Regions from separate parts of the Homo sapiens genome. Here region 2 is linked to region 1. The links are chromatin loops, found by intact Hi-C in ENCODE. Cell type or tissue: heart left ventricle. All regions are shown on one strand. Links, peaks and the distances in the headings refer to the core of each region. The heading gives the core; the rest is flanking DNA.

Region 1 (16,304 bases), core at 1,784-9,783:
CCCCAACCTCCAAATAACGAAGGCAAATCTATTTTATGGTCAATCTATTTCCTCCCCTCCTTCCCACGGACTCTGCCTCCCCAGCTGTCAAAACCTACACACACACTGCTTCCCCTATTCACACAGATTATTTGGAAGTAAAACCTGGACCTTGCCACACTTAATCTGCAAGCATTTCAGCATGTACTGTCAAGAGATGACCACATTACCAAAACTACAATAGCATCAACACAACCACAATACCAAGATATACCCACAAACTTCACATTCCTAAACACCCTGGAGTATCCAGCTGGCTGAAGCTTTATTTTAACCACAATTCCTGGCTAGAGCTTGGTTTTCACTGAGTTTCAGCTCTAGGGCCAGAATGACCTGGGTTTGGATCTTGATTTTTTTTTTTCTTTTCACTTATTAGCTGAATGACTCGGGGGCATGACTTACCTTCTCTCTGAGTGTCAGTTTAGTGCAATCTCACATGGTTGTTACAAAGATAAAAAAACAAAACAATGCATGTAAAGAGTTTGGCATAAGCCAGGGAATAGTATCTGTTATTTCTCCTAAAGCTGGACTTCGGTGAGATTTTAGCTAACGAAGGCTTGAAAATTAGGTTTGAGTTGGGGCATCAGAAGTTTTCACGTTGCATGGAGGGTAAGACTAGAGCCAGGGATGCACCACCACACCCAGTGATCATTCATGAGTTCACCCCTCCCAGGATTAACAACTGAACTCTCAGTGATGTCTTATCTTATAAGGCTCTAGTCTTATCCTCCATGCAATGTGAAACCTTTTCAGGTTCTCCAAGGATCCTCCTAGGTCCGACAGTCATCGTGGGCTTTTCTTGGGGGCAGTGCTGGTCTTTCTCCCCTGTATTCCTGCCTCTAGCATGCGGCTGGGCACACGGGGTCAGTGCTGTCTGCTGAAAGAATGGTTGATGACATCATCCCATCACGTGGCCTTTGCATAGCCAATTCCTTCTGCCTGAGACATTTATGCCTTTTCCCTTAGCTTAATTAACCCTCTCTGAATGGGTCAAATTCCCCTGGCATATGCTCTCAGAGGACCTCAGTGCACTTTCTCTTCAGAGGGTTTATCACTGGTTAAAACGTTAGATTTATTTGTTACTTATTTGTGTGATTACCAGATAGTCTTTCTTCTGTTCTAAACTTCATGAGGGCAGGAATCATGGCTGTTTTCTCATCATTGTATCTTTAGCACTTAATGCAATGGCTAATTGTTGAATGCAAGTGGTTTTTATGGTAGGGGGGAGTAGCTAGATTCAGAAACTGGTTTAACCCTAACCCTCACCCTAATCAGCAGTCATAGTAGCCAATTCACAATGCACTATTTCAATATGTTGTATAGGAAATTAATCTCCAGGCAAACTATTGCGCTACCAGGCAAACTATTCTGGAGGTAATACAATAGAAAGATCTAGTTAAGATACTTGAATCATACAGATTGTTGAATAAATTTTAAACACACAATGAGAAGCAAGAGGAAAGAGATGGGGTAGGTTAACACATATACCACAGAAGCAGGTGGGAAGTCCCCTTCCTGAATCCTGGGCCATTTAATATGCAATGTTCACATATTGCCTCCCACCCATATCCCTCCCACCCATATTAACTTTCTTTCTTAATGATGTGGTTACAAGGACCATAATTGAGGATGAGTGAAGGGACCCAACAGAAAGAAGGTGCCCGAGGCAACGATACACGCTTTTGCTATTGGAGAGCCAGGGGCAAGTTCTCCTGGCCACAGCAGGAGCATCCATTAGCCTCCTGAACAGCTCTCTCTGTTTATCTGTGCTTCTTGGGCAGAACACAACTGGGACCATAATGGGTGTCACCGATGGATGAGTGGCTGATTTTGGGAATCAGATAGCTGTCAGCCCTGATGTAGCATGAATGTATCTTACAACTTGGTCTTTTAATGTCTCTCTATTGGTCCATAGCACTCTGGTTTGTTCTATTATATGTTCCACTTATTGTATCTGTCTTCAACATCTCCCACAGGTTATTGATTTACTCATTATCCATGTGAATTCTGTGAGTTCTTCCTGAGTCTCACAGCTCCATCTTATTCATCCCCTCTTCTACTTAACACATACTATGAATTTTGCTTACGTCTTATAATCTACGGACTTGCTTGCTCTCCACATCTCATACTTATTATGAATGTATCCATTTGCTTTTCTTACCTTCTGAAGATTCCCAAATAAAACAGTACACAGGCACTACACAACACATTTATTAAATGCCTACTGTGTGCTAAGCATCATACTAGGCATCGGTAATCCCGACAGGATTCCTCTGAAACTTTCCATCTAGTGGAAAGACAGTTAACTAATCCCCCAGTCCTGTGAAATGATCCACTGTGTCAAGTGCCAGGCAGGGCTGGGGGAGATCTCTGCTGTCCCAGGAATGTGGAAGTGGGCAGTCCAGGAGAGCTTCCTTGACGATGTGGCATCTGAGGTCTGAGATCTGAAAGGTGAGCTCTAGTGTCCTAGGGTTTCAGAAATCCCTAATAAATAAACATCAAGGCAAAGTGTACTTTTGTTTGCACTATCTTAGTTTTGAGTCATATTTTGACTATTTCTTGTCCAACTTTGCCAGAGAACACTAACCTGTTGTAGTCCCCCAAAAGCACGAATGTTATGTTTTATACAACGATTGGAATGAAACACACCTATTGGCAAAAGATGCTGCACAACAGTGTTTAGGCTTACAAATGGTTCTAATGGGGATCAACAGCCTATAATTAGAATTTAACAATCCAAGAAAGGAGTAATATGCACCCTGCGGGACAGATTGGAGTCTTTTTCTTTAGTTCTGCAGGTTTGGTGGGTAGACTGGCTCCCGACTTCCCTCCTACAATAACTGTCCTACTGAGGTAAACATGTCACAAACAAGAACAATGAGATCACCAATAATATAACACTAATACCATAAACAAAAGAAACACCACCTTCGGCTCTGGTGGAATGAAAAACACAATGTGGACCAACTAACAGAGCTATTTAAAAAACAAATTACTCACAGCCAAGCCTTCATAGCTCTCCAAATGCAATTTTCCAGGAAGCTCGGTAACAAGCAGAAGTTTTTCCTGAGACGTACTAGCTTTTGCTGGTTTGGTTGCAGATCTGAGGTGTTGGACAAAGAAGAAAATGCCCCACATAAACCCACCATGACACTTATTCTCCCGGATTCCTCATTTTTCTCCCAACGTGAGACATTTCTAGTCACAGGTTACTGTAAATGGAGAGTCTTGCCAGCGTCAGTTCATCAACGACATTTTCCTAAAACCTCAGGCTTTGCACAAATGCCAAAACCCTCATCCTTGATAAGGCCATTTTTTTTAAAATGCACACATGAATAACAGAATGTGCACATTTTTATTTTTATTTTTATTTTCGGAGTCTCACTCTGTCCCCAGGCTGGAGTGCAGTGGCGCTATCTTGGCTCACTGCAATCTCTGCTTCCTGGGTTCAAGCAGTTCTCCTGCCTCAGCCTCCTGAGTAGCTGGGATTACAGGTGTGCACCCCCACACCCGGCTACTTTTTATATTTTTAGTAGAAACGGGGTTTTGCCATGTTGGCCAGGCTGGTCTGGAACTAACAGCCTCAGGAACTGCCCTTCCAACTAGAACCGAGCCAGACTGTCACCACAAACATCAGAGGAGTCTCAGCCCTGTTCCTCATTGCCCCTCTTCCTCAAGCTGCCCTGTGAAATGGGGATGCTGGGGAAGGCAGAGGCAATGGCATGAAGGCTCTAGGCCATTTCAGAGGAGGCACTAGCTGACATGAGGATGAAAATCACTGATGAAGGGGCTTGATCATCCCTGAACCAAAACCCTGAGTGTGCACCATCTTGGACAGAGTCTGCATTTTTGACCATGCATGAGAAGAAAGAGAATGCAAGTGCTCTCTTCATTCAGAGTTTTGAACCCAGATGCCTCAGAGGGCGCCTTCCACCCATCTCAGCTACAAGTCATGAATGGCAAATGAGACCTGAGCAGGGGAGGCCTGGGGGACAGCAGCAGCTCCCTGTTGGTCCTGTCGTCCCTCTTGAAGGTGCCTGCCAGTGCAGGCCAGGCTGGAGGCTGCAGTCATCTCTTGGTAGAGGGCAGGAGGAACTCAGGTCTGCCTGCCCTCTGAAGCCTTTCCAGACATCCCCAGGAATGGCTGCCGTTACCCAGTAGTCACGCACGCCTCAGATACATTGTTTTTCTTTTTTTTCTCCCCCAAGGCTCTGTTGCTTAGGCTGGAGTGCAGTGGTGCGATCTCGGCTCACTGCAACCTCCACCAGGTTCAAGCAATTCTGCTGCCTCAACCTCTGAGTAGCTGGGATTACAAACATGTGCTACTATGCTTGGCTAATTTTTGTATTTTTAGTGGAGACGGGGTTTCACCATGTTGGCCAGGCTGGTCTTGAACTCCTGACATCAGGTGATCCACCTGCCTTGGCCTCCCACAGTGCTGGGATTACAGGCGTGAGCCACTGTGCCTGGCCAGATGCAGTTTTTCTCATGCTTGTCCTTGCACATCTCCTGGGTGCAGGAATGTCTGGATCCCACAACAGTGATCTGTGCTGAACCCCCAAACCTGAAAGTCAGGGCCAATTCTCTCTGCCTCCCCCACTAGGTGAGGTCTTAGATTTTGCATGAAAACTAAAGGCCCATGAGCCCAAGGGTTCTCCCCTCTTTACAACTGTCTCCAAACTTAAAGAAGGAAATTGCTGGCTGAGTATACCCCCAGAAGAAGGAACAAGTGCTAGTGACATATTCACATGAGGACGGAAGCCTCATGAATTCAGACTATTCTAAGATACAGGTCATCTTAGGTGGGCTTTGTCATGCTTTTGGACGTGACTGCTGCATCTCCTTCTAGGAGAATTGAACCACTTCATCCTGGCAGCAAAACACACTGCCCACATCCCCATCCCAAACCGAGATGAGGGTCTGCAGTAAGAAGCGGCACATGGAATCTATAGCCGGAGTGGTTCTGACTTTAATTTCAGTGCCTGGAGAACACAGTCACAGCTCTTATCACTGTTCACAGGGCAGCTGGGGGAAGAGGGGCACTCAGGAATGGGGCTGGGACTCCTCTGATGTTCGAGGTGACAGTCTGGGCTCTGTTCTGGTTGAAAGGGCAGTTCCGGAGGCTGTAAAGCCTGGCAGAGGAGGGGAGGGGAGCGAGGGTGCTAGGATTCAGTCCTCTGGAGAGAACACTACAGACTGAATGCAGAGGCAGGAGTTCTGATTTGGAGATCATTTGGGTCTGAAGTATTTGAGTCTGAAATGAGGGAAACTCACGGTGGAGGACAGCTATTCTGTCACTCTGCAGATCCAGCATTATTCCACCATATGCTTTTCACGAATTAGTAGTGAAGTTACAATCTTGGGCGTTTTAAACTGATCTTTGCACCTGCTGGTGGCAGAGAACAGCATTTCCCCCGCCCCCGACTTCCTTTATGAGCTGGGAGGAAGCAAAATCCAGCTCTATTGTTGGAGCTCCCTCTGGTGGCAGTTTCCGAAAACGATCCAGCCCTGAGGATTTTGCGGAAGGTAGGCAACACCGAGGCATCCTGGGCATTCAGTAGGAAGCAATGAGAGGAAAGATCCTTGGCCCTTTCAGAGATGGGGCGAAGGGTCAGCTGTCCCCTCTGCAAGGTGGCAGATTCAGAAGAGTTGGAATTCCTCCGGAGTCGGCCCTGCCAACATGCGCACGTGTCCTGCGGGGTCAATGATCTGTGCAGACGACTTGGAAATCCGCTGCGTGCCGCCCAGGCGCGTGCATCTTTGCTTACCCTTTCCTAGATCGGTCTCAGCCCCGCAAGCAGATTGGCAGCTTCCGGGGTGCTGGGACGGCGCCCCCTCCTGCCTTCCCGCTAGCATCTGGCAGGGACTGGAGTGCTTCCTGGAGACCCGTAGGCCGGGGACAGGTCACCAGGTGAAGCAGCGCGCCTCCGGAGCTGATGCTGGGTGGCCGACTGCGTCCGCCACTTCTCCTGCCCGCCTGCCCGTGCTGTGTGCGTCCTCATAGGTCTTGACAGATGGTGGCGGCTTTGACAGTTCGTCAGCCCCGCGTGGACACTCGTCCCCAGTCACTGCTCTCGGATCGCCAGCTCTGCTTGAGAGACGTGGCGCAGCTGGGGTGGGAATTTGGAGGCAGCGGTGAAATGGGACGGGAACTGTGCTGTAGGAACAACAAAGACAGGTGCTCATGTCACCACGCAGGCATGGCTTGTGCTGAACGCCGGAGAAAGGCTCAGGGGAGCAGGAGGCTGCAGCACCGAGAGCATGGGACGTGAATATACGAGACCTGGGTTCCAGGCCTGGCTCCGTGGCTCTGGGCCAATTACTGCCCTCTCTCAACCCAGTTTCTGTATAATAACCCTGGTTGGACATGATGTTTTCGAAAGATCTTTTTCCAGATCCAGTATTTTCTTTAATATACATACATATTTTCTAAATGGCTGTTGGCTTGTTAAGTGGACTGGGGATAATTGCTACCGCTTTCAACGAGAGAAACTCGAGAATCTGAAACTCAGTATTTCTACGAATTTGCGCAACATGGGAGGTCATCGCCTGGACACCACTGCCCCCTTGCGGCAACTCATCTAAATTTGTAGGTGGTGACAAGGAATTCAAGGGCTTGAGGGTTCAGGCCTTATAAACTTGGGTTTATAAAGCGGTTGGATAATGTCCCCAAAGCTTTATTCATCCCTGGAAGGAACTGTAACTAGATCAGAGGCTTTATCTGCTTGATGCCATAATGCCTTTCCCCTGCCCTCAAGACAGTTATTTACAGGCACCCTCTAAGTGGATCTAGAGCCAGATTACCCAAATCCACTTGCAAATTAACTCAGATTAAAATTTGCAAGCTTCTTGGGAGCGGAGTGAGGCGGTTAAAAAAAAAAGAATAAAATTTGCAAGCTTCTGAGACCTAGTATGCTCCTACTCCAGAGCGGATTCATTGATAGAGGAGATGACACTAAGTCCATATGGTATTTCTGGTTATTAAACACCCCATTTGTATGGACATAATCTTTTCTCTTTTGTTTTTATTGAAGTAAAGTTTACATAACACAAAATTAACCGTTTTAAGTGAATAATTCAGTGGCATTTAGTACATTGACTATGTTACGTAAACCATCACCTCTATCTAGGTCCAAAATATAGATATATGTATCTTTTGAGAAAGAGTTTCGCTCTTGTTGCCCAGGCTGGAGTGCAGTGGCATGATCTCAGCTCTCCACAACCTCTGCCTCCCAGGTTCAAGCAATTCTCCTGCCTCAGCCTCCCGAGTAGCTGGGATTATAGGCGCATGCCACCACGCCCGGCTAATTTTTTTGTATTTTTATTAGAGACGGGGTTTCTCCATGTTGGTCAGGCTGGTCTCGAAATCTCAACCTCAGGTGATCCGCCTGTTTCTGTCTCCCAAAGTGCTGGGATTACAGACGTGAGCCACCATGCCCGGCCAAATATTTTTTGTCACTCCAGAATAAAACCCTGTACCCAGGATGCAGGTAGACCCCATTCCCAATACTTCATGCACCTGGCAGACACCAATTTGCTTTCTGTCTGTATGGGTTTACCTATTTTGGGTATGTAATAGAAATACATATACTTTCTGTCCATTTGTGTTTGTTTCTTTCACTTAACATAAGGCTTTTGAGGTTCATACACATCGTGACATGTAACAATACTTCATTCCTTTTTATGGTTGAATAATATTCTGTTACGTGTATATTCCACATTTTGTTTTTCCATTCGTCCACTGATAGACATTTGGGTTGTTTCTACTTTTTGGCAATTGTGAACAATACTGCTATGAACATTCATATACAAGTATTTGAGTTCCTGTTCTCAATTCTTGTGGGTATGTATCTAGGAGCGGAATTTCTGGGTCATATAGGAGTTCTCTCCAGGCTGGAGTCCAGTGGCACCATCTCGGCTCACTGCAGCCTCTGCCCCTGGGCTCAAGTGATCCTCCCACCTCAGCCTCCTGAGTAGCTGGGACTACAGGCACACGCCACCACCATGCCCAGCTATCTTTTTTGTATTTTTAGTTGAGACGGGGTCTTGCCATGTTGGCCAGGCTGGTCTTGAACTCCTGAGCTCAAGTGATCAGCCTCCCAAAGTGCTGGGATTAGAAGCATAAGCCACCTTGCCCGGCTGAAAGTGCTCTTTAGAGTGAAGGGTCATTAAGAGGGGATGGATGACAGTGTCCTCCAGGATATGCCAATTCCTAACACCTTGAATTAGGCCATTCTTGTGTTGCTATTAAGAATACCCGAGGCTGGGTAACTTAGAAAGAAAAGAGGTTTAATTGGCTCTTGGATCTGCAGAATGTATGGGAGGCATGGTGCTGGCATCTGCTTCTGGGGAGGGCGTTGGGAAGCCTCCAATTATGGTGGAAGGCAAAGGGGGGTTATGTGTATCACATGGAAAAAGTGGAAGCAAGAGAATGACGGAGGAGGCCCCACCAGTTTTAAACAACCAGATCTCATGTGGACTAACAGCGAGAACTCCCTCATCATCGAAGGGACGGTGCTAAACCATTCATAAGGGATTGAGAATCACATCAACATGAGACTTGAGAGGGACAAACATCCAAACCACATCACACCTCCTTGTTGATTCTCTGGTATCTGCCACAGGTTTGTGGGCTGGCTGGTTTGGCTTTGCTTCAGATGGGGTTCCTGGGGCCTCTGGGCACCAGGTGTCTAGGAACAACAGCTCCCAGAAAATGCTCTTCTTATGGTGCATAACAGAAGCCCGAGGGGCTAAACCAATCCATGCAAACACATTCAAAACCTTGGCTGCCATCACGGCTATTTCACTGGCTAAAACAAGTCACGTGACCAAACCAAATTTTAATGGAGAGGCCATGTTAATACTGTGAAAGAAAAGTATCTTGGGACCCCAAAATCACTAAGCTAAAAGAAAAACTCAAGCTGGAAACTGCTTAGGGCACACCTGCCTCCCATTCTATTCAAAGTTATCCCTCTGCTCACTGAGATAGATGCATATCTGATTGCCTCCTTTGGAAAGGCTCATCAGAAATTCAAAAGAATGCCACCATTTTCTCTCATCTACCTATGACCTGGAAGCCTCCTTCCTGCTTCAGGTCTTCCTGCCTTTGTTTCCAATTGTCCTGCCTTTCCAGACTGAACCAATGTACTTCTTACATGTATTGATTGATGTCTCATATCTCCCTAAAATGTATAAAACCAAGTTGTGTCCCAACCACCTTGGGCACATGTCATCAGGACTTCCTGAGACTGTCACGGGCGCACCCTCAACCTTATTTTAACTTTCCAAATTAACTGAGACCTGTCTCAGATTTTCTGGGTGTACAATACTCACCAGCTCTATCAGGCAGCACTGCAGTCACATGGCAGAGGGTGTGGCCGTATCATTCTCTTACAGGCAAGGATTAAAGGATTGGGGACGGTCATCTTCCCCCCAACTCCCAATGAGGTTTCTTAGCTGTAATTTAAATGCTTAATTTACCTTTTCTCCGACATATTTACATTTTATCAAAGACATTCATGATCTTCATACAAAAGACTTTGTACTGTGGGATATTTTTAGTTAGCGATCCCCCACGCCCAAGTGTGGAGCAGCCAAGCATCTGCAAGAAATGCCTTCAGGGAAGCTGGGCTCCCACTCAGTGGAAACCTTCAGTCTCCTTTAACCTCAGCCTTTTAAGGACCATGAATCAATAAGTGGCATAAATTATTCACCTCGCGGAACATTCTCAGAAATGGACAGCAGGCTGGAGAAATCGCCAGCAGGAGATGTGTTCTTGCAGTGTTTGGGCCTCTGCTCACCTTCTGAATGGCTGGAACTTTCTATTAAAAATTCAGATTTCAGAGAAGAATGAATCTAAGCTGTTCAGAGATTTCAATGAGACTCCATGTTTCCTTTTCAGACGCAACTAACTGGTCTACGGGGCCTCTTCTGCAGGGTCGAAGGGAAGCGCTTGTGTGCAGACTTGCTCAGTGTCAGGAGCAGCTGGCTGCCTCCCTGATGTGATCTCAGACCTGGTGAAAGGACCTGGCCTCTGCTCAGAAAGGTCTTTTCTCCTGGTGAACTGAGACATCAGAAGTTCATTCCATTTCTGCCGGGTGCAGTGGCTCACGCCTGTAATCCCAGCACTTTGGGAGGCTGAGACAGGCAGATCACCTGAGGTCAGAAGTTCGAGACCAGCCTGGTCAACATGGTGAAACCCTGTTTCTACTAAAAAACAAAACAAAACAAAAAAAAACAAAAATTAGCCAGGTGTAGTGGCATGCACCTGTAATCCCAGCTACTCGGGAGGCTGAGGCAGGAGAATCGCTTGAACCCTGGAGGAGGAGGTTGCAGTGAGCCGAGATTGTGCCATTGCACTCCAGCCTGGGCGACAGAGTGAGACTCCATCTCAAGAAAAAAAAAAAGTTGTTCCATCTCTAAAAACCATTCTGAAAGCTGAAAGTTCTGCCTCTTTGAAAGATGCCTTTCAGAATGCAAAGACTTTGGAAAGGAGGGAAGGTAAACTAACATTTATCAAACACCAATCACCCACCCACTTTAAACATTTACTTCTCTCTTGTCCTCTCTGTCCTGGTAATCTTAGCTGTCCGGGTTTCTTCAGATTCTCAGCTCATTCTTCTCACCCAGCTCTGCCATGGTTCCCCATCCCTGTGCCACACCTGGAAACTGAAGGCAGTAAGCTGCGACAACCTTAGGATTTCCCCTTGTTTCAGGGGTCACTGTCCTTTGTTGCTTGATGTCCAGTTTTTCAAAAAACCGTTGCTTCATATAATTTAACTTTTTTTTTCAGGTGGGAGGATAAATCTGATTTTTGTTTCTTCATCTTGACTGAGCAAATGACTGTCTTTGAGTTCATTAATTCTGCCTTCTATTGTGTTCAATTTTCAGTCAAATGTATCCAGTAAGCTATTTTTTTAAAAACTAGACTTCATTTTTAAAGAGCAGTTTTAGGTTCCCAGCAAAGTTGAGCAGAAAGCACAGAGTTGACATATACCCATACCTCAATGCATGCAAAACTTCCCCACTATCAACATCCCACACTTGAGTGGTACATTTGTTCAATCAATGAACCTACATTGACATCATTATCACTCAAAGTCTGCAGTTTACATTAAAGTTCACTCTTGGTGTTGCAGATTCTATGAGTTTGCATAAACGTGTAATGACATGTACCCACCATTATAATATCATATAGAGTAGTTTCATTGCCCTAAAAATTCTGTGATCTGTTTATCTCCACGCCCATCCCCACTAACTCCTGGAAATCACTGATATCTTTACTGTCTCCACAGTTTTGCCTTTTCTAGAATGTCATATGGTTGGTATCATGTAGTAAGTAGCCTTTTGGATTGGCTACTAGTAACATTCATTTAAGTTTCCTTCATGTCTTTTTATGGCTTGATGGCTCATTTCTTTTGAATGCTGAATAATATTCCATTGTCTGGATGTACCACAGCTTATTTATTCATTCAGCTGCTGAAAGACACTTTGGTTGCTTTCAAGTTTTGGCAATTATGCATAAAGTTGCTACAAATACCCATGTGCAGGTTTGTGTGTGGACACATGTTCAACTCATTTGAGTAAATACCAAGAAGCATGCCAGGCGCTGTGGCTCATGCCTATAATCCCAGCACTTTGGGAGGCTGAGGCGGGTGGATCACTTCAGGTCAAGAGTTCGAGATCAACCTGACCAACATTGTGAAAACCCATCTTTATTAAAAATACAAAAATTAGCCAGGTGTGGTGGCAGATGCCTGCAGTCCCAACTACTTGGGAGGCTGAGGCACAAGAATTGCTGGAACCCAGGAGGTGGAGATTGCAGTGAGTTGAGATTGTGCCACTGTGCTCCAGCCTGGGCCACAGAGAGAGACTCCATCACACACACATACACACACACGCGCGCACAAGCATGATTGTTGGATTATACAGTTAAGAGTATATTTAGTTTTGGAAGAAACTGCCAGCCAGGCGTGGTGGCTCAAGCCTGTAATCCCAGCACTTTGGGAGGCCGAGGAGGGTGGATCACTTCAGGTCAAGAGTTCGAGATCAGCCTGATCAACATGGTGAAAACCCATCTTTATTAAAAATACAAAAATTAGCCAGGTGTGGTGGCACATGCCTGCAGTCCCAACTACTTGGGAGGCTGAGGCACAGGAATTGCTGGAACCCAGGAGGTGGAGATTGCAGTGAGTTGAGATTGTGCCACTGTGCTCCATCCAGCCTGGGCCACAGAGAGAGACTCCATCACACACACATACACACACACACACACACACGCACAAGCATGATTGTTGGATTATATAGTTAAGAGTATATTTAGTTTTGGAAGAAACTGCCAGCCAGGCGTGATGGCTCACGCCTGTAATCCCAGCACTTTGGGAGGCCGAGGAGGGTGGATCACCTGAGATCAGGAGTTCGAGACCTGCCTGGTCAACATGGTGAAACCCCATCTCCACCAAAAATACAAAAATTAGCTGGGTGTGGTGGCAGGCATCTGTAATCCCAGCTACTCAGGAGGCTGAGATAGGAGGATCACTTGAACCCAAGAGGCAGAGGTTGTGGTAAGCTGAGATCATTCCACTGCACTCCAGCCTGTGTGACAGAGCGAGGCTCCATCTCAAAAAAAAAAAAAAAAAAAAAAAAAAAAAGTCTTGCAGGACCTAATGATTAATTAGACTTTAAATTAGGAATAATTAATTGGACTTTAAATCAATCACTGGCCGAAAGTCAGCCTCTGGCTCCTATTCCTTGCCTAGACAATCACCCAGGGTGCTGGATGGGGCAAAAGGGAAGTTTCTTTCACAAAGAGGACATATATATATATATATATATATATATATGCTTTCACAAAGAGGACCATATATATAAGGTGGGGTAGCCAGGGTTCTTCAGAAAAACAGAACCAATGGGATATATAAAGCCATAGAAGAGGAGATTTATTGTCGAGATTAGCTCACTCTATTATGGGGACTAGAAGTCCCCCAATATGCTGTCTGCAAGCTGGAGACCCAGAAAAGCCAGTGGTGTAATTCAGTCTGCGTCCAAAGGCTGAAAACCAGAGCCGCTGGTGTTGTAACTCTCAGTCCGAGGCTGACGGCCTCAGAGACTGGGGGACCACTGGTGTAAGTCCCACAGTCTTTAGACCCAAGAATTCAGAGTTCTGATGCTCCAGGGTTCTGATCAGAAGAAGGATGCCCCCAATCAAAATGAGAGCAAGTTTGCCCTTCTGCCACTTTTTTGTTCAATGCAGGCCTTCAATAGATTGGATGATGCCTGCCTGCATTGGTGAAAGCAGACCTTCTTTACTCAATCTACTGGTTCAAATGCTAATCTCTTCCAGAAACATCCACACAGACACTCCCAGAAATCATGTGGTGCCAGCTATCTGTACATCCTATGGTTCAGTCAAGTTGACACATAAAATTAACCATCACAAGTGGCTTAAAAGAAATAGAAGTTGATTGGTCTCTTGCTGATGTCCAGAAGCAGCAGTTCCAGTTTGGGGGCAGCTCTGCTCGACCCAGCCATTAAGTCCAGGGTCTTCCATTTGTTTCCCTTTTATGTTCCAGGGCAGTGGTTTTTCCAAGTGTGGTCCCTGGACTGATAGCATGAACATCATCTTGGAACTTGTCAGAAATGGAAGTTCCCAGGCCCCATGCCAGACCTACTGAATTGGAAACACTAGGGGTGGGACCCAGCTATCTGACCAAGCCTTCCAGGTGAGTCTCAGGCATTATCTTCATCTGTATGGTAAGACTGGAATCTCAGGCACACCTCTGTTCTAGCTCAAGGAAAAGGGAAAGAGAGGAAGTCCAGGTCAATCAATTTTCTTTTAAGCCAGTGAGGTGTAAAGGCAAACACCACTTCTGTTACATCCAGTTGATGACCACTTTGTCATAGCCACACCCAGCCACAAAGTCAGCTGCCAGCTGTAGCCTCTAGCAGATGTCCGTTGCACAGGAAGAAGGGAAGAACTGATCTTGAGGGCACAACTGACCATAATCCCACCAAAGGAAACAGGACATCCTAAGATGGCCGCTGAAATCACTACCCTTGCTGATGGAAACTCACATCTCTGAGCCTTTGGCAAGGGCTTTAATAAATTCTCCTTCTAGAAATGACTTCCTGCAGCCTGCTGTTAATTATCCTGGTTGGAGGAGGACAGAGTGAGGAGAACTTAAAGATAAAATACATGTAAAATGCCTTAGGAACTTTAAAGCACTGTCTAAGTCCAAAGGGTACGACACTTCTTGTTCTGGCGGTGGTGGCTATTTTTATTCTAGAATTTTGAGGTTTGAAAGTCCCATCCCTTCCCTCCTACAGGTTCCACACCAATTGGGAAATAGACACACATGTTGAAGAGGGGCCCTACATCAGCTTTATTGCTGATAAAGTTGGATCTGAGGAAGTGATTTGAACTTGAGGTCAAAATTGATTGTTCAGTGACTTCCCCCAGCCATTGAATGGATTTGCTCATTCACTCAGGGCAAAGATGACCTGTCCTAGTCTCAGAGTCCATTTCCTCCTCTCTAAAATGGGAATAACAATGGCATCTATGGCACTACTGACTTACTCAAGATGCATACCATTCTTTCCAGTAGAGGCTGGAAATTTAAGTACTGTATTTCCCAGTCTCCTTAGCTGTTAGGATTCTGGATGCAAATTAGATTAGATTCTAGACAACAAATGCAATTAGGTTTTGGATTCAAAGTAGATGTCTTTCTGCAAGATTTGGAAAGCAGAAGTGCAGTAAAGATGTTTTTCCCATCCCTTTGGGACATTTCTCTGCTGGCAAGCGGGGTCACAGAGGTAAGGTGCTTCTTCAGGACTGTGCTTCAAGACACAAGACATGTTCTCCAGCCTCCTGACTGCGCTGCCGCTGCCGCTGCCGCTACCGCTGCGTGTCCTCGTAAACTCAGTGGTTCCAGCGCCAGCCTCTGAGGTAGCAGCTCTCCTGGAGAACCAGGTCTGCACTGTTCTGGGTGTCGAGCCTGCAGGACCAGCTGAGAACCTGCTCCTTTGGGCTTTGCAGTGTTTGAAAGCACATAGTATCCCATTTTAAATCCCTTCCTGCTGAAACACCCAGAGTAGATTATTTCCTCTACTGAGGTCTGATGCATTCAATTCTTCATTTACTGTGAAGATTAAATGAGATAATGCATGTGGAGCACTAGCATATCTCCTGGCACCCAGTATGTGTTCAATAAGTGGTAGCTGTGGCTTGTGCTTGTCATGGTAATAAATTGTTTACTTGTGACCTAAGTTATTAAGATCATGTCAGGGTTTTCAGGCAAGCCGCAAACGTCTTTGATCCATATTATGACAAAACCATACCTATTCAGTTTTTTCTTAGGATACTTTTGAAACACAACCAACAAACACATAATGAGTGCAGGCCACCATGCTGGCAAAAGTAATGAATGAGCAATCATGTATTTGGACTTCGGATATGCTAGTCCTTGTGCTAAGCAAGTTAAGACAAGCTTTTGAGATGGGTGTCATCATAGCTATTTTACAGAAAGAGATACAAGCTCAGAGAGGCTAAGCAATTTGCCCAAGGCTGCACAGCTAGGTAGTGGCAGAGCCTGGTCTTGGAGGCCAGGTCTTCTTTCTTCTCATTCCACCACAACAGCCTTTTGGAGTTTTTGCATGGGTTGTTCGTTCTGGTTTTTGGTTTGGTTTTTGGATAAAAATCAAGTGTCATTTTTCAGGGCCTATGTGGCAGGCATCCCAGATTTCCATCTTATGAATGGCCCTGAGGAGCCTGTACATTGCAGCCTCATCTTCCTCTCAGATGGTGGAGACAGAAAGCCTTGAGCAGCACTGTGCTCAATCTGGTGACAGATGGTGGTCAAGGCTAGACGTTCTCCTCTGGGAAGTCTGAGGGACTGGTGAGCCCTTGGAGCAGGCCCAATGCTGGCCTTGGGCCTGGCCTGAGGGGAACCACCGCCATAGAGGAGGCACAGTTCCACGGCTTACATAGGATCAAAAAAACTTTTTATTCTTATTTTCTCGAGATGGAGTCTCACTCCGTCACTCAGGCTAGAGTGCAGTGGCGCGATCTCGGCTGACTGCAAGCTCCGCCTCCCGGGTTCACACCATTCTCCTGCCTCAGCCTCCTGAGTAGCTGGGACTACAGGCACCCGCCACCACGCCCGGCTAATTTTTGTATTTTTAGTAGAGACGGGGTTTCACTGTGTTAGCCAGGATGGTCTCGATCTCCTGATATCATGATCTGCCCACCTCAGCCTCCCAAAGTGCTG
Region 2 (16,304 bases), core at 4,771-12,770, 550 kb before region 1:
ACAGGCATGCGCCACCATGCCCGGCTAATTTTTATATTTTTAGTAGACACGGGGTTTCACCATGTTGGCCAGGCAGGTCTCGAACTCCTGGCCTCATGTGATCTGCCCACCTTGCTGGGATTACAGGCGTGAGCCACCACACCCAGCCAGAAACCTTGACTTTTCTTAAGCCCATTGAGATAAGAAAGTTCATTCTTGGCTTCCCTCAGCTCCACACTCTTCCAGCCTCAGAATTCTCAGAAGAGAGTTTCAAAAAAAAAAAAAAAAAAAGCTATTTTTCTACACATGAAACCCTCAGGAAATTGCTGGCAACCTCGTGCTTCTGGGATTGATCAAAGGCCAGGGGTGGAATGGGAAGCAGCTAGAGCTCCCATCCAGCTGCTGGTGGGAATTACGCTGGTGCGACCACTTTGGGAAGCCGTCTGGCAGCATCTCCTCAAGCTGAACACACTCCAGGACCCTCACAATACTCCTGGGCATAAACCCAGGAGAAATGAGTGCATATGTCTACCAAAAGACCTGCACTAGACTAGAATGTCCTTAGCAGTAGTGTTCATAATAGCCCCAAACTGGAGAATTCAGATGTCCACCAACAGCAGAATGGATAAACAAATTGTGCTGTATTCTTACAGAACTATATCAATACCATACAGCAATAAAAAATAATTACTGATACACGTAACAATGTGAACGAATCTCAAAAATGTCTTGAGGGGGAGAAAAGCAAGACGCTAAAGAGTACATACTGTATTATTACATTTATATGACATTCTAGAGCAGACAAAACGAACCTATGATGATGGAAATCAGAGTATTGTTACAAGGGTGGTGATGGTGGTAGAAAGATCTGGCTGCTGGAAATGGTTTTTTTTTTTTTTTTGAGATGGAGTGTCTCTGTCACCCAGGCTGGAGTGCAGTGGCGCGATCACAGCTTACTACAAGCTCCGCTTCCTGGGTTCACGCCACTCTCCTGCCTCAGCCTCCTGAGTAACTGGGAATACAGGTGCTTGTCACCGCACCCGGCTAATTTTTTTGTGTCTTTAGTAGAGACGGGGTTTCACCGTGTTAGCCAGGCTGGTCTTGATCTCCTGACCTTGTGATCCACCCGCCTCAGCCTCCCAAAGTGCTGGGATCACAGGCGTGAGATAAAACTATACTTAGGTTTTCTTTTTTTTTTTTTTTTGAGATGGAGTCTTGCTCTGTTGCCCAGGCTGGAGTGCAGTGGCGGGATCTCGGTTGACTGCAAGCTCCGCCTCCCAGGTTCATGCCATTCTCCTGCCTCAGCCTCCCGAGTAGCTGGGACTATAGGTACCCACCACCACACCCGGCTAATTTTTTTTTTGCATTTTTAGTAGAGACGGGGTTTCACCATGTTAGCCAGGATGGTCTCGATCTCCTGACCTTGTGATCCACGCACCCAGGCCTCCCAAAGTGCTGGGATTACAGGCGTGAGCCACCGCGCCTGGCCTGTACTTACATTTTCAACTTAAGATGTATGCAGTTTGGTGTATCTAAATTACACACCCATTTAAAACATGGCAGGATGGCACCTGGTTATTCACCTAGGTTCTTCTGTAGCAGTGAAGAAAAGAAAATACCTCCCCTTCTTATCTCCAGGTCAAGGTACAGTCTGTGCAGCTCAGAAACACTTTTAAAACAAGCTATATTATTTCTAAACAAAGTTGTATTTGAACAGTGTTCATGTTCATTTTATTCTTTTTTTTTTTGAGACAGAATCTCGCTTTGTCACCTAGGCTGGAGTGCAGTGACGCAATCTCAGCTCACTGCAAACTCTACCTCCCCAGTTCACGCCATTCTCCTGCCTCAGCCTCCCAAGAAGCTGGGACTACAGGGGCCCACCACCACACCCGGCTAATTTTTTGTATTTTTAGTAGAGATGGGGTTTCACCGTGTTAACCAGGTTGGTCTCGATCTCCTGACCTCATCATCTGCCCGCCTCAGCCTCCCAAAGTGCTGGGATTACAGGCGTGAGCCACCGCGCCTGGCCTCATTTTATTCTTTGGAGCTTCGTCTGTGAGGTTGCGTTCATTTTTGTCCTCTGTCTAGACTCTCTAATAGGGAAGGTAGCCCTCCACCTACCCCACCCCCAAAGTAAGTAAGGTGTCTGTCTTCAAAAACAGTCAGTTCCACTGAGCAACAAGTCTCCTGACTTCCTAGGCCCGCACAATCTGTCAAGAGCAACAGGACGACACGATGGGTTTGGGGGATCATGTGTCCAAAGGGATTTTGTTCCAGAGATGCTATGCGCGGCATGATGTTTCCCTGTTACCACTTTGGGAACACAATCTCTTGGCAACTAAACCTGTAAACTCAGATTAACAGAGCTCTTTCCCTTCCCAAAGTTGGTTTTCCTTTCCTTGAATCTTACTTAATAAACATTGCTGCTCCCAGGGTTGAGTTGGTTTTATGTGTTTACGATAAGTTAGGTTCAAAGCGCCCACGTGCAGTGCCTTATCTATCCTGCCCCGGCCTTTCCTCTAAGGAGTCCAAAGGATAAAGCCTGGTTATAAAAGGCCACAGCCAACCTGCTGGGCTGTGAGTGGAAGCTCTGGTGCAGCATGGTAAGTCAGGGCCCCATGTGAGCAGGGGATTTGGCAGGGCGGGGGCAGCCCAGGCTACAAGAGGGACGTGGCCCAGAGGCGGGGAAGCCACCACAGTGGAGCCCCTGAGTCCAGGGTCCTAGTGTGCTGCTGTCTAACTCCCTGTGCACTGGGAGGACTCAGCCTCAGGGTCCCCACCTCAAGGGAGAGCCCTGTGGGGCCCGGGTTGCGGGGCGTCTGTTCTACTCACTGTCCTTGTGACCCGGGCTCCTGACCCAGCTGGGTCCTGCCCCTGCCAGCCTCACTGTGCGCATGGGTCTGTGTGTGTCTGTGTTTCCATCCATGTAGATGCTGCCCCCTTGGACCCTCGGCCTTCTCCTGCTGGCCACAGTCAGAGGTGAGGATGCTGTCACCATTCCTTTAGGGAGAAAGTGACATGCCTGGGCTGGCCTTTGGTGAGGCAGCTAGAGGTATATTAATAATTATTATAATGATTATGAAGAGCATTATCGTTACTTGGAGAAAACAATTGTGCCACTCAGAGAGTGTTGACTCTCAGGCAGACACAGGGCAACGTGCCGGACACAGAGTATCTCCCGTAACCCTCCTACTTGGCCACCTTCTTCCTGCAAAGACTCTCACGGCTGGGAGACAAGTGGAGGGTGTGGTGTTCCCACCTGATCCCAATGCCCTTGTCCTTGCCTGCAGACCAAAGTCATGTGGATGTGCCCTCTCCCAAGAAAGCCCAGTCCTGCCAGGCAAGCCTGCCTTTCTGCCATCAAGCCCACGTGTCCTCTTCTCAGAGTCACCGTTTCTGTCTCTCCAGTTTGTTCCCCCGACCTGGTTCTGTCCAGAGGAGATACAGATATTCAAGTTCTACTTATCCTAAAACACAAATCACCTCCGTTTCTTTTGGAGCCCCCTGAGCCCCAGCCTGCTGACTTCCCATCTGCCTACGCCTTCACAGGCGTGCTTCCTCCGGGAGTCTTTCCCTCTCCGTGGGGGCTGCCTCACCTCCTCTCCTGCCAGAATACCTCACTGCCCAATTTGGTCCCCCAAGTCCTGCTGTAGGAGACATGGTCTCCTTGGGTCCCTGTGGGGGCTTTCTTCTGCCTTGTGACTCTTCCCCCTTGTCTTCTCAACCCCGCCAGCCCACTCTTGGCCTCTCCTTCCATCCTGGCCATGAATTAAGGCCAGGCTCCTGACGGCAGAGACCGGGGTGGGTGCGACTGCTCCTCCGGCCATACAACCCCTCTTCATCTCCTTTGCTGACCTGCAGCCTCCTCCTGCCCCAAATGTGGACATTCCCCAAGGCTCACGCCAGGCTCTCTCCTCATCTCTCTCCTCCTAGGGCCTTCCTTCTTGCCCAGCTTCCTGGTCTTCCCGAGTTGCAAGAAGCCCTATCAGGGCCAAGCCTCAAGCCTCAAGCCTCACTCTCACTTCCCTGCCCCCAGCCTTCTCAGGCTTTTCTGCTTTTCAGCCCCCTGTACTCGAGTCCCAAAAACACAGGACTGCCTGTGGAAGCACAGCATTGCCACTGCCACCACCACCTCCCCTCAACCTCACCAACTCACACCTTCCAACACTTTCCTGCTCTCCACTTAAGAGAGCCCAGGTGTCTTGCATTCGAGCCCCTTCATTTAACCAGCTACCTTTCCCCTGGGGCAAACATTGCTTAAGCCTCCTAGAGTCCACCTCCAAGGGTGCACCCTCTTCCTGGAATGAATTCAACGCCATCAGTATTGCTTCCCTATTAGAGCTCCTCCCTTTCAGGACAGGGTTCATATCTCATTTATCTTTGTGTCCCCTCAAGTTCTAGCTTTATTCCCAGTTAAACTTCTTGGGTTCAAATCCTGCCTCCACCACTAGCTGTGACCTCAGGTAGCTTACCTTGTCTCTCTGTGCCTTGGTTTCCTCAGCAGTAAAATGGAGATAATACTAATTCCATATTTGTGTTTTCAGGCTTAAATGATACTATACCAGTAAAGTACTAACATGGTATCTGGCACATAGTAAACAAATATAAACTATTATGCATTTTTTTAATGATTCACCAATATTTGGCATCATCAGTACAGGAGTTGAGGAAGCATAAGAGAAAGGACCCATTATAATCCTTTGGGTTGGAATTATGTCACCCGTAGTGACCATATCCTGTGATCATGTTTATGTCATGGACACAGAAAGTACTCTCAGACTTAGATGTGGTTACTTGGATCATGGATTACATGTATTGAGTCTCTACTACACGTAGTGTGATACACAAGTCATTCCTGTTCTTAAGAAACTTACTTTTTCAAAGAGCAAAAGAGAAAATATGAAACGGCAGAGAATCACCCTTTCAAAAAAATGTGCATAAAAGGATGACATGAAGACATGTGAATTGGTGTGGGCACGGCCTATGCTGTGTGTAATAGAGATGTCAAGACAAAGTAGCAACTCTGTGCTACAGAGTTTGTAGGCACTCGATAAATACTCACTATTTGATGCTTACATGTAAAGAGTCAGCTGCAAGTTTCCTGAAAGAGGTGGTTTTAAGGCAGCAGTTTGTATTAGGTTGGTGCAAAAGTAACTGTGGTTTTTACCATTGAAAGTAATGGCAAAAACCGCAATTATTTTGCACCAACCTATGCATCAGCAATTCCCCAATTTGCCTAATGGTAAGGGGCACTTACTGAATATGTGTTTCTAGGACCCCACCCCAGACCCTCTGAACCAGAATCTCTGAGGGAGGGACCTATGAATGTGTATGTACAATACACCTGTTCCCCATACTGCCGCCTGCCCCCACCCGCCCTTCCCACCCCGCGACGCCGCAGCCCCCAGGTGATTCTTATCATCCCAGAGGTTTGGAAAATGATGGCAAAGATAAAGACCAGCACTGGCCTTAGCCAAACCTGGGCTCTGTCCTGCAGAGTTTTCCTGTATGGATATGACGTTGCTTCTTTCCAGAAGTTCACACATGTCCTGTTTGTGGCTCACCCTAGGAAAAGAGGTCTGCTACGGACAACTTGGCTGCTTTTCTGATGAAAAACCATGGGCAGGAACCCTTCAGCGACCTGTAAAATTACTTCCCTGGTCCCCCGAGGACATTGACACCCGCTTTCTTCTGTACACAAATGAAAATCCAAACAACTTCCAAGTAAGAGCAGGCATGTAAGCGCTGCATGGTGGGTGTATTTGGGCCGCCACAGTGGAGTCTTTGCATGGCTGTCTAGGGCATAAGTCACTGCCCTGGAATTTTCCAGAAACTCCAAGGCATAGAATCCAAGGCGTAGCTCTCAGGATCATAAACACCTGAGTATCTGATGAAATCTACTGATGCCTAACCCAGAAACTTACACATTCACACACACTGGTGCAGAGAACTTCAGGGGCTACCCCAGCGTAAATGCCTTGTTCCCTGGGAGGAAGGGACTATGAGCAGCATTTATGGAGAAGCCCAGGCCTGGTGTAGCCACCGGAAAGTCTGCCTCGTTTCTACACAGGAGAGTGGAGGGGGAGAAGCCTCTTGGGCATTGGGGGTGGGGGTGGGTGTAAATTCTTCCTGAAGAGCTAGGAGACAGGTAGGGGAGAGGGGACATGTAGCCACAATAGATAAAAGATGAGGTCCTCTGGAGCAACCTCCAGTTTTCAGCAGGTCTGCCCATCAGAAGCAGATCAGACTTGCTCCAGAGTGTCAGAAGTGACCAGGAGACAGTTTCAAGAAAGACATTGCTGAGAATCCAGCAGCTCACAGCTCTGGTCCCTGACAGAGTTTAGGGAGCCAGGTGCTGTCAATAGGTTTCTGAGGTCACCCACTGTGGGACTCTATCTGACAGACCAGCCTTCTTAGTGCCCCCAGCCCAGAGTCGGCTTGGACATGGTTACGGTGCGTCTCATCTGTAGGGGTTGGTGGCATCTTCTGGCATCTCATCTGTAGAGGTTGGTGGCATCTTCTGGCGTCTCATCTGTAGGGGTTGGTAGAAGGGGGTCGAGCAGCCTGTGGCAATTTAGAAGTGCATTCCAAAGTCTCACAGCTCCACTGAACTGAATTTGCTCCCACACTTAAGCTTCTGGTCCAGGGGTTCCTCACCTTTTCTGTGCCAGGAACCTCTCTGGCCACCTGGAAGAAGCCTAAAGGCCCCTTCTTAGGTCAATTTTTTGTTGTTGTTGTTTTTTGTTGGTTTGTTTGTTTTTTTTGAGACAGAGTCTTGCTCTGTCACCCAGGCTGGAGTGCAGTGGCGCGATCTCGGCTCACTGCAAGCTCTGCCTTCTGGGTTCATGCCATTCTCCCGCCTCAGCCTCCTGAGTAGCTGGGACTACAGGTGTCTACCACCACACCCAGCTAATTTTAGTAGAGACGGGGTTTCACCGTGTTAGCCAGGATGGTTTCGATCTCCTGACCTTGTGATCCGCCTGCCTCAGCCTCCCAAAGTGCTGGTATTACAGGCGTGAGCCACCGTGCCCGGCCAGGTCAATGTTTTTAAATGCAGAAATAAAATATATTGGATTACAAAAGAAACGAATTATATTGAAAAATAATTACCAAAACATTTAAATATATAAATATGTGATATAGTCATATATGTGCTTTTTATATATCATTAAATAACAAGATCTAGGGGTTGGTCTAATAACTACTATAATTTAAAATATTAATGAGTATAAATGATATTTTTAGATATCTGCAATAATTACATTATGACCTGAAAATACCTGTGACTTCTACCGGGGACAGAGTCACAGGTGTTGCTAATACCACTGTGGTTTATTGTCTAGTTTTGTGATTAACTGAAATGCTAGATATGGATTAAGGATTAACTAAAATAGAAAGTCTGTGAATTTGGACTTTCTGAAATCTATCCACAACCCCAGGTCAGGAGCTCCTTCTAGTCTGACCCAGCTTTGTGGGCATTGAAGCTGTGATATCAATTCTGAAACTGGCTCTAATAGACTCGTGGCTTGGAAAGGGCAACATTCAAATTAATCTTTTTAAATTAAACCAGCTAATCACTGGCACGGAACCAGACACCATTGAGGCTTCAAACTTCCAACTGGACCGCAAGACACGCTTCATCATCCATGGCTTCTTAGACAAGGCGGAGGACAGCTGGCCATCGGACATGTGCAAGGTAGGGCCCTACCACTTGGCCACTCCCTGGTGAGACCAGCACCCAACACACAGATTCAAACACTGTACCCCCAGTTTCCCTTAGACTGGGAAAAGAAATACTTCAGAGAGAGATGGGTCCTTTTTAAAACCACCGAGGAAAGCCCAGTTCCAAAGGGCATCCATTACCAAGCTCTCTCTACCTACCAATTTCTAGCCAACAATCTCCTATGAGGCTGAAGACACCCAGAGTTCAGTCAAAAAGTCTCGAGGTGGAGACTGCAGCAAACTGCTGGGCATTTATCCCTGAGGACTTATGTAAAACCCCTTTGTGATGTTAAAAACACTTAAATTTTACCCTCTAAAGCACCGCTATCCAATAGAATGTTCTGCAGTGATGAAGGTGTTCTATATATGCACTGTCCAAATCAGAAGCCACTGGCCACATAAGTTATTCAGCACTTGAAATGTGGCTGGTGCAAACGAGGAGCTGAATTTGACATGTTATTGAGTAGTAGTAGTCTGCTCACACCTGATTTAGTAAGTGGTCTTTTTAACCTGGTTGTGTTCCTAACGATGTGTGAGACCTCAGACACGTCACTCACCCATTCCAGGGTTCAGTTTCCATATCTGTTAAGCGGGTACTAGCATGTCCAGTCCATAGCACTGCAGTGAGGGTGACGTTATGGCAGGTATAAGAACATCAAAGCTCTGGCATGGGCTAGGTGTTTGACAGACGTGAATGCCTATCTCTGGGGTGTGCACCTGGGGGCTGTTTATAAATTGATTTCTCTCCCTTGTTTGTCTTCCCCAGAAAATGTTTGAAGTGGAGAAGGTGAACTGCATCTGTGTGGACTGGAGGCACGGGTCCCGGGCAATGTACACCCAAGCCGTGCAAAACATTCGGGTTGTTGGGGCGGAGACAGCTTTCTTAATACAAGCACTGTCGGTAAAACCCTGCCTGGGCCCTGTCCTGTGGGTAGGGGTCAGAGAGGGGCAGGGAGGTACCACGTGGCATGGAGAGGCAGCCTGGGGACCCGTGGGCATGGGTAGGGGCCGGCAGCTAGTAGCCCAGATTGCAATCAAGAAGGGCAATTCCCAAGATGAAGCTCTGCAACCTTCCTCTTTGCCTGCTGTCCTGAAGACACCTTGCCCTATCACTGTCTAGCTGTGGGGCCTGAGGCAAACTAAGCCTTGGTTTCCCCTTTTGAAATAGACCTTCCTTGCAGGCTGTTCTGCAAGGGTCAGAGAGCAGGCTGGGCTGCCCCGCAGCTCCCAGTGCAGAAGATGAGTTTTCATCCTTCGCCAGCCCACGAGGGAAGGCCCTGGACCTTTCTGCAGGATCTATCGGGAGGGGGCGGGGGGAGCCAGAGATAGGGCCCACTCTACCCGTGCTTGCCCAGACAGGCCATACCCCTGGCAGGGACGAGGAAAGGGAGCTGGGGGTGGGGCAGTCCCGGGCGGCAGGCCGTGTGCCACGCCCGCCCAGGTGGCCTGCAGTTGGCGTGGTGGCCGCTGGTCAGCACTGTTGCCCCGCGCACGAGCCGGCCTGCGGGACTCGCAGGCTGCAAATAGGAAGCGGGGTCGCCCTGCCCCAGGCGGCGTGCTCGAGCCCGGGTCCTGCCCCCATCCCTGGCAGGGCCCGGCGCCCCGCTCTCAGACCAGCGGGTCCCCACGCGGTGCTGTGGGACCTGACACGCTATCCCTCCGCAGACGCAGCTAGGGTACAGCCTTGAGGACGTGCATGTCATCGGCCACAGCCTGGGCGCGCACACGGCCGCGGAGGCGGGCAGGAGGCTGGGGGGCCGCGTGGGCAGGATCACAGGTAGGGGTCGCGGGGCCCCGGGCCGGAGTCCCAGGCCCCCGGGTGCGCACCTCGGAAGCCTCGGCCAGCGCCTTTCCGACGGCGAAGGGCGCCCCTGATGGTCCTCCTGGGGACCCGATTTTTTGTGATGACCGGCCTTAAATTTAAAAATAATTTTCCATAATGTGTATTAGAAAATAGATAATTAAAAATAAAAATGCATTCATTTTTTAAAACAAAGGCTGGGCCACTGGCTCACACCTGTAATCCCAGCACTTTTGTAGGCTGAGGCGAGAGAATCGCTTGAGGCCAGGAGTTCAAGACCAGTTTGGCAACATGGTGAAACCTTGTCTCTATAAAAAATTTTTAAAGTTGGCCAGGGGTGATGGCTCTGCCTGTAGTCCCAGCTACTCGAAAGGCCCAGGTGGGAGGACTGCTTGAGCCTAGGTGTTCCAGGCTGCAGGGAGCTGTGATAGCTCCACTGCACTCCACCCTGGGTAATAAAGGGAGACTGTATCTCAAAAAAAAAAAAAGAGAAAGGAGGAAAGAAAAGAAGGAAAGGAGGCAAGGAAAGAAAGAAAGAAAGAGAGAGAGAGAGAGAGAGGGAGGGAGGGGAGGGAAGGAGAAAAGTGAGGCCGGGCGCAGTGGCTCACGCCTGTAATCCCAGCACTTTGGGAGGCCGAGGTGGGTGGATCACGAGGTCAGGAGATCCAGACCATCCTGGCTAACAAGGTGAAACCCTGTCTCTACTAAAAATACAAAAAATTAGCCGGGTGTGGTGGGGGGCACCTGTAGTCCCAGCTACTCGAGAGGCTGAGGCAGGAGAATGGCATGAACCCGGAAGGCGGAGCTTGCAGTGAGCGGAGACCGTGCCACTGCACTCCAGCCTGGGCGACAGAGCGAGACTCCACCTCAAAAAACAAAAAAAAAAAAAAAAAAAAAAAAAAAGAAAGAAAGAAAAGAAAAGGAGAAAGATTTAACTAGCACATTAAATCCATGACTTAAGAGCTATTATTTTCAGAGTATGGCAAAGTAAAAGAAAAAATGTGAGATGGTTTTAAAAATTCGTCAGTTCCACGTAATTGTTTGAATGTCTCTACTGCGCCAGGCAAAGACAGAAAATGCAAATGCACACTGAGACCTGCCATATAGAAGGCGCTCAGTAAATACTGAATGAATGAATGAAGCACTAAACTGAATGCATATAAGGCAAAGACACAAATAACTTAATTTTGTGCAGCCAAATCAGTTTGTAACTTCACCAAACAGTTCACATCAACATTTAATGAGCGTCCCTTTGCCCAAGGCACTGGGTGAAGGATGAGGGGGTATTGGTTTGTGTTTATGTAGAATTTTGCAGTTTGCAAAGTCCCTTCTCTTACATCTCTTCATGAGGGTTTCACAACGACTCTGTAAGGTAGGGGTTGTCATTATTCCTGCTTTCCCGATAAGGATACAGAAGCTCAGAGAGGGCAGACATTTGACCTGGAGTAGAACTAGGGCAAGAATACAGGCCACTGTGTGCCCCCTCCTCCCACGCTCTGTTTCTCTCTGAAGATGACCTGGGGACAGCATAATACAAAGTGGATGGAATGGGCTGAGAAAGGAGAGGGGTTAGATTTTCCATTTAACCATGAGGAGGTGGTGTGTGAGCTGGGTTTGGAGGAGAAAGATTTAGATAAAGGAAGAATGTGGGAAAGAGCACAGCAGGCTGGAGAATGGCGTGAGCCAAACAAAGGAGTAGATGCTAGCAGCTGGGTAAGGCCTGGGGTCTTGCAGTCTCTGAGAGCAGTGGCCAAATGGTAATGTGTGAGGACAAAAAGAAAAAGGGAAAGAAGGGGTGTACGGAGGCTACCCAGATCCTCCACGGAGCCAGGCACTGGGTATTTCTGAATGTTCATCCACAGGCAATGACCCCATTCCCAGCCTTTCTGTCCCAGACTCTCTCTCCCAGGCAGACCAAGAACTGCAGACCCAATCCCCAGAACCATAGCTGCTGGGGTAGGAGGAATCCTCATGCTTAGTCTGCCAGTACTGGCTTTAAATCCCAGTTCTTAAGAGTCCAGCCTGCCTACCTTCTCCCTTTCAGGGCTGGATCCAGCAGGGCCGTGCTTCCAGGATGAACCTGAGGAGGTTCGGTTGGATCCATCTGACGCCGTGTTTGTGGATGTGATTCACACAGATTCTTCTCCCATAGTTCCTTCCCTAGGTGAGTTCCTCAATCCCATCTCCTGCTGACCTGTGCTACAGCTAATGACATTGGGTCCAGATATCCCCTCTCACACATACATACACACACAGCAGGGGAGGCCATTTGAAATAGCTACAGGAATGGCTTGGGCACCAACCAGTCAAAATGGGTACCAGTCCCAAATAAATAGCTAGTTCAATGCCAGTGGAATCAGCGTGCAGCCCTGGGTTAAACAAAAACCCTTCTGTAGTCTATGAAAGGTTGTCAATCAATCTTCAAACTCTGCATCCTTCCCCAATCTACCAGTAACTAGTGGGGCAGATGTATTCATTCTTAAAACTTGACCTGTACTTGCAAAATACGAAGTTAATTTTTGAATATTTTTCTTACTTCTTCAGTCAAAGCTTTGGTTACACTTTGTTTTGTTGGCAACTTTATCCCATTCTTTAATTCTTCTAAAATCAGTGTTTTTTTTTCAATATTTTCTTATATAGCCACTCATGAAACTTGCCAATAAAGGGTATGTTTTTGATGATGATGATGATGATGTTATCACTTACTTAGTGTTTACCATGTGCTACACTGAACATTTTGCATACATTAGCTTGTCAATTCTGTAACACTCTAAAAAGTGGGCTTTATTACCACCATTTCATGGCTGAGGAACTGAGGCTCAATTAGGTTAAGTAATTGACCCAGATCACAAAATCTGTAAGTAAAACCAGGATTTGATCACGGGTTCATATGCTTTGAAAGCCAAAGAGCCTAGCCATATGCTACGGCTCACAATATAACAATATAATGTTATGTAGTCTCCACATAACAATATAATGTAGACATCAAAATTTTAAAATGAGTAAAGTAATACAAATTGCACCAGTCTTGATAGGTCTACTGGTGCATAATGGTAGCAGGGCATATCAATATGGTCCAAGACTCTCCGAGACACACAGATGCACATCCAAATGTATGTGTCTCACTCACCCAAAGCTCAGCCTCCCCCTCATCTCACTTCCTCTGCCCTCTCCTCCGTCCTCATCTTGCCAAGCACCCATCTTTGAGAACTTTCTGCAGAGCTAGAGGCAGTGGTAGCTGTGATAAAGGGAGAATTTGCCAAAAAGGGTCTTGCTGTGGCCACACCCTAACTTTGGCACCAGTCACCTCGCCGCTCATCTCTGCTTCAAATATTTTAGGTTTCGGAATGAGCCAAAAGGTGGGCCATCTGGATTTCTTTCCAAATGGAGGAAAGGAAATGCCCGGATGTAAGAAAAATGTCCTTTCAACCATTACTGATATTGATGGAATATGGGAAGGTATGTAAATTAAAGAAGTAAGACAGCAATTGCTCTGTTCGGGGAGAAAGCAGAATGCATGGTCTGGCCTTCATAATGCTGACATTTGCCACCGTTTATGGAGTGTTGTGAAAATGTGCCAGGCATTTTCACAGCAATGCAATGAGATAGTTACTCTGATTAGTTCCAGTTTGCAGATCCAAAAACTGAGGATCCGAAAAATTACATAACTCAATTGGGCGTGGTGGCTCATGCCTATAATCCCAGCACTTTGGGAGGCTGAGGTAGGCAGATCACTTGAGGTCAGGAGTTCAAGGACAGCCTGGCCAACATAGTGAAACCCCATCTCTACTAAAAACACAAAAATTAGTTGAATGTGATGGCATGCGCCTGTAGTCCTAGCTACTCAGGAGGCTAAGATATGAGAGTCACTTGAACCCAGGAGGTGGAGGTTGCGGTGAGCCGAGATAGCACCACTGCACCAGCCTGGGTGACGGAGTGAGACTGTCTCGAAATATATATATAAAAAAAGTTACATAGCTCATTCAAGGCCGCTCTATATCTAAGCCCAATTTCTAACTATAAAGCCCTGAGCTCATGCCCCAGCCTGTGTATCTCCCTGTTGTCGGCATCCTGGGACAGCGGCTTGGCTGGCATGTTGGCTCTGGCTTTGACCACCTATCCTACCTGCAGCACCTGCTCCTTGAAGAACTGCAGGACATAGGCCAAGATTTGAAGGCCTTGACTTGCTTGCTGGTTGCTGTTGTTGGGTGCTAGAAATGGAAGGGGACTTTGCTGAGAAGAAGACAAAGGAGGGATGTGCTCTGTGGGTTTGGGGTACACGTGTAGGAGGGGGAGGCCTGGAGGTCTGGGAGACCCATGGTGGCTGCTGGCCAGCTGTGTACATTTCTGTTCATCTGAGAGAGCACGGCCCATGCCCTGCCATTAGGCGACCTCATAGCCCCATCTGATTTGCTGCCCCTTGCTCTGGCCTTTTTTGATTCCTGTTGCCCCTCCCCTGACACCAGGCTTCACTCTCCTCCCTGAAAAGAGAGGTTTTGGGCCTGTGATAATTTTAGTCTATTTTTCTGAGCTGGGAGTTCCCCAAGGCCAAGGACTATGTTTTGCACATTTCAGACACTCCAGTACCCTGCTCAGGGCCTCATCCAAAGCAGGCACGAAATATACTTTTAAATTGAGTTGAGTAGCCTTGTGTGGCATTTTAATATTCCATGTGCTTAATGTCAAAGAGCAGAGTCGATAAAGCGATCGCCAGCATCCACCGGCAAATAAACGGAGCTTTTGCCCTCTCAGGTAACTCCTGGGGAGATGTGACCATTCCAGGCTCCCTGAAAGCACACCAGAGTCACAATAATAGCTGCCCCCTCCCACAAACGATGAGCAAGGCACACATAATAGGAACGAGTCCAGGTTTAATTAGAGAAGCAATGTCGAGTGAACAAGCCCATGAGCACTGGAGTGTGTTTCTATTGTGTCAAGCTCCGAGTCATCCAGGCAGTGGGCACTGAGGAATAATTAAATCCACTTTCTCCTCCATTATGGGGTCCCAGGGCAGCAATTTTGGATGAAAGAAACAATTAAGTTTGAAACAGGTTCTGTTGTCCAGTGATGAGCACCAGTGTGGGCACAGGGAACGTGGCTTCAGCTAGAAGTCGCTGGGCCGAGGGCCGGGAGCCGTGGAGTACGAAGCCACCCTGGGCACAAAGGGAAGTGTTCCTTTCTCAGTGGGTGGCAATAAAGCCCCGCAGACCCCCCAGGAGTGGTCCGCAGGTGTGCCAGGGTCACTGTGCATTTCTCCATGGGAAGTTTTCTACCAAGTAGCCAGAGAAATGAAAAAACACCTTTCCGGACTTTTTCTAAAGAAAAGGATGATAAATAAAATGCAGTAAGAGAGTGGCCAGAGGCCATGGCCACCTTGCCATCACCGCTTTTACCTTGTGCCCTGCATAGCAAAGAGGAAGAATCAAAAAGCCTGGTTGATGGGGAAGGCCTGCCCGGTATGTCCTCACAGGGATCCTCACAGGGATAGGATGCGGTCTGCAGCAGCATTGGATGGGCCGGCATGGTAACTGTTTTTAAGATGGGGATGCGCTGCCTTCACTCACGCATGCGAAGGTTTTCAGGTAGAAGTGGAGATCCTGGCTTCTTATGAAAAAATCAGAGGACCAGGCGATTTGGGGCTTTGAACATGTGACACCTGGCTAGACTGTGTAGGGTTAGAGGGGCCCTTTTTACAGCTATTGCTATCTTCTCTTAGTCTCTCTCTCTCTCTCTGTATGTATGTGTATATATACATATATATACATATATACATATATGTATGTGTATATATACATATATACACACATATATATACATATATACATATATAGTATGTGTATATATACATATATACACATATATAGTATGTGTATATATACATATATACACATATATAGTATGTGTATATATACATATATACACATATATAGTATGTGTATATATACATATATACACATATATAGTATGTGTATATATACGTATATACACATATATGTATGTGTATATACGTATATACACATATATAGTATGTGTATATACGTATATACACATATATAGTATGTGTATATACATATATACATATATAGTATGTATATATATACATATATACATATATGTGTGTGTATATATATACATATATACATATATATGTGTGTGTATATATATACATACACACACTTGTATATATCATAGCGTATGTGTGTATATATACTATATATATACACACACACGTATACCCTCTCTATGTCTCTCTCCTCTGTCTCTGCATCTCTCCTCTGTCTATCTATCCTCTCTCTCTGTCTTTCTGAATCTCTCTCTTTCTCATCACTATCTCTTTTTGTGTTTCTTTTTCTCTCTCCATTTCTCTCTCTGTCTCTGTCTCTCTGTCTCCCCCTCCACCGGCTCTCTGTCCCTCTCTGACTCTCTGTCTCTCTCTCTCCCCCCACCAACTCTCTGTCTCTCTCTGATGCTCTCTCTTTCTCTCCCCCTCAACTCTCTCTATCTCTCTCTGACTCTCTGTCTCTGTCTCTCTCTCTTCCCTTACCAACTCTCTGTCTCTCTCTCCCCCACCGACTCTCTCGTCTCTCTCTGACTCTCTCTCTCTCCCCCGACCAACTGCCTCTGTCTGCCTCTCTCTATCACTTTCTCTCTCTCTCTCTCTCCCTCACCACCCCACCCTATTCCCAGCCCCCAGCCCTCCTCATTCATTTGTGTTACATGCCTGGCCCCTGGAAGAGTGGACAAAGGTGCTTGTCAGGACATGTCACTCCTCCACAGTCACCTAGCCCTGAGTAGGTCCCTG

Evidence for each region. A loop is a pair of places that touch in the nucleus more often than their neighbours do. Peaks named below come from ENCODE experiments on the same cell type or tissue, not always from the same donor. Only the 100,000 strongest peaks of a DNase experiment are listed, where the experiment ranks them.
Region 2: a loop joins it to region 1, with 8 times the contacts of the local background. A loop is called at or near these places in 7 of 110 quality-filtered maps.

What each region holds. Positions count from the first base shown.
Region 1 is chr10:117,169,524-117,185,827 of GRCh38, forward strand. No RefSeq gene overlaps it. Among named protein-coding and RNA genes, the nearest start is that of MIR3663HG, 8.6 kb to the left of the region's middle. RefSeq lists an enhancer at 5,596-5,775. In heart left ventricle, for the core only: CTCF peaks have their summits at 5,520 (motif pointing left) and 6,615 (motif pointing left); DNase peaks (open chromatin) are centred at 5,528, 5,988 and 6,598; H3K4me3 peaks cover 1,064 bases; H3K27me3 peaks cover 5,708 bases.
Region 2 is chr10:116,618,397-116,634,700 of GRCh38, forward strand. It overlaps the pseudogene PNLIPRP2. Among named protein-coding and RNA genes, the nearest start is that of PNLIPRP1, 36 kb to the left of the region's middle. RefSeq lists an enhancer at 15,743-16,304. In heart left ventricle, for the core only: a CTCF peak has its summit at 9,164; no DNase peak of the experiment used is centred there; H3K4me3 peaks cover 399 bases; H3K27me3 peaks cover 3,373 bases.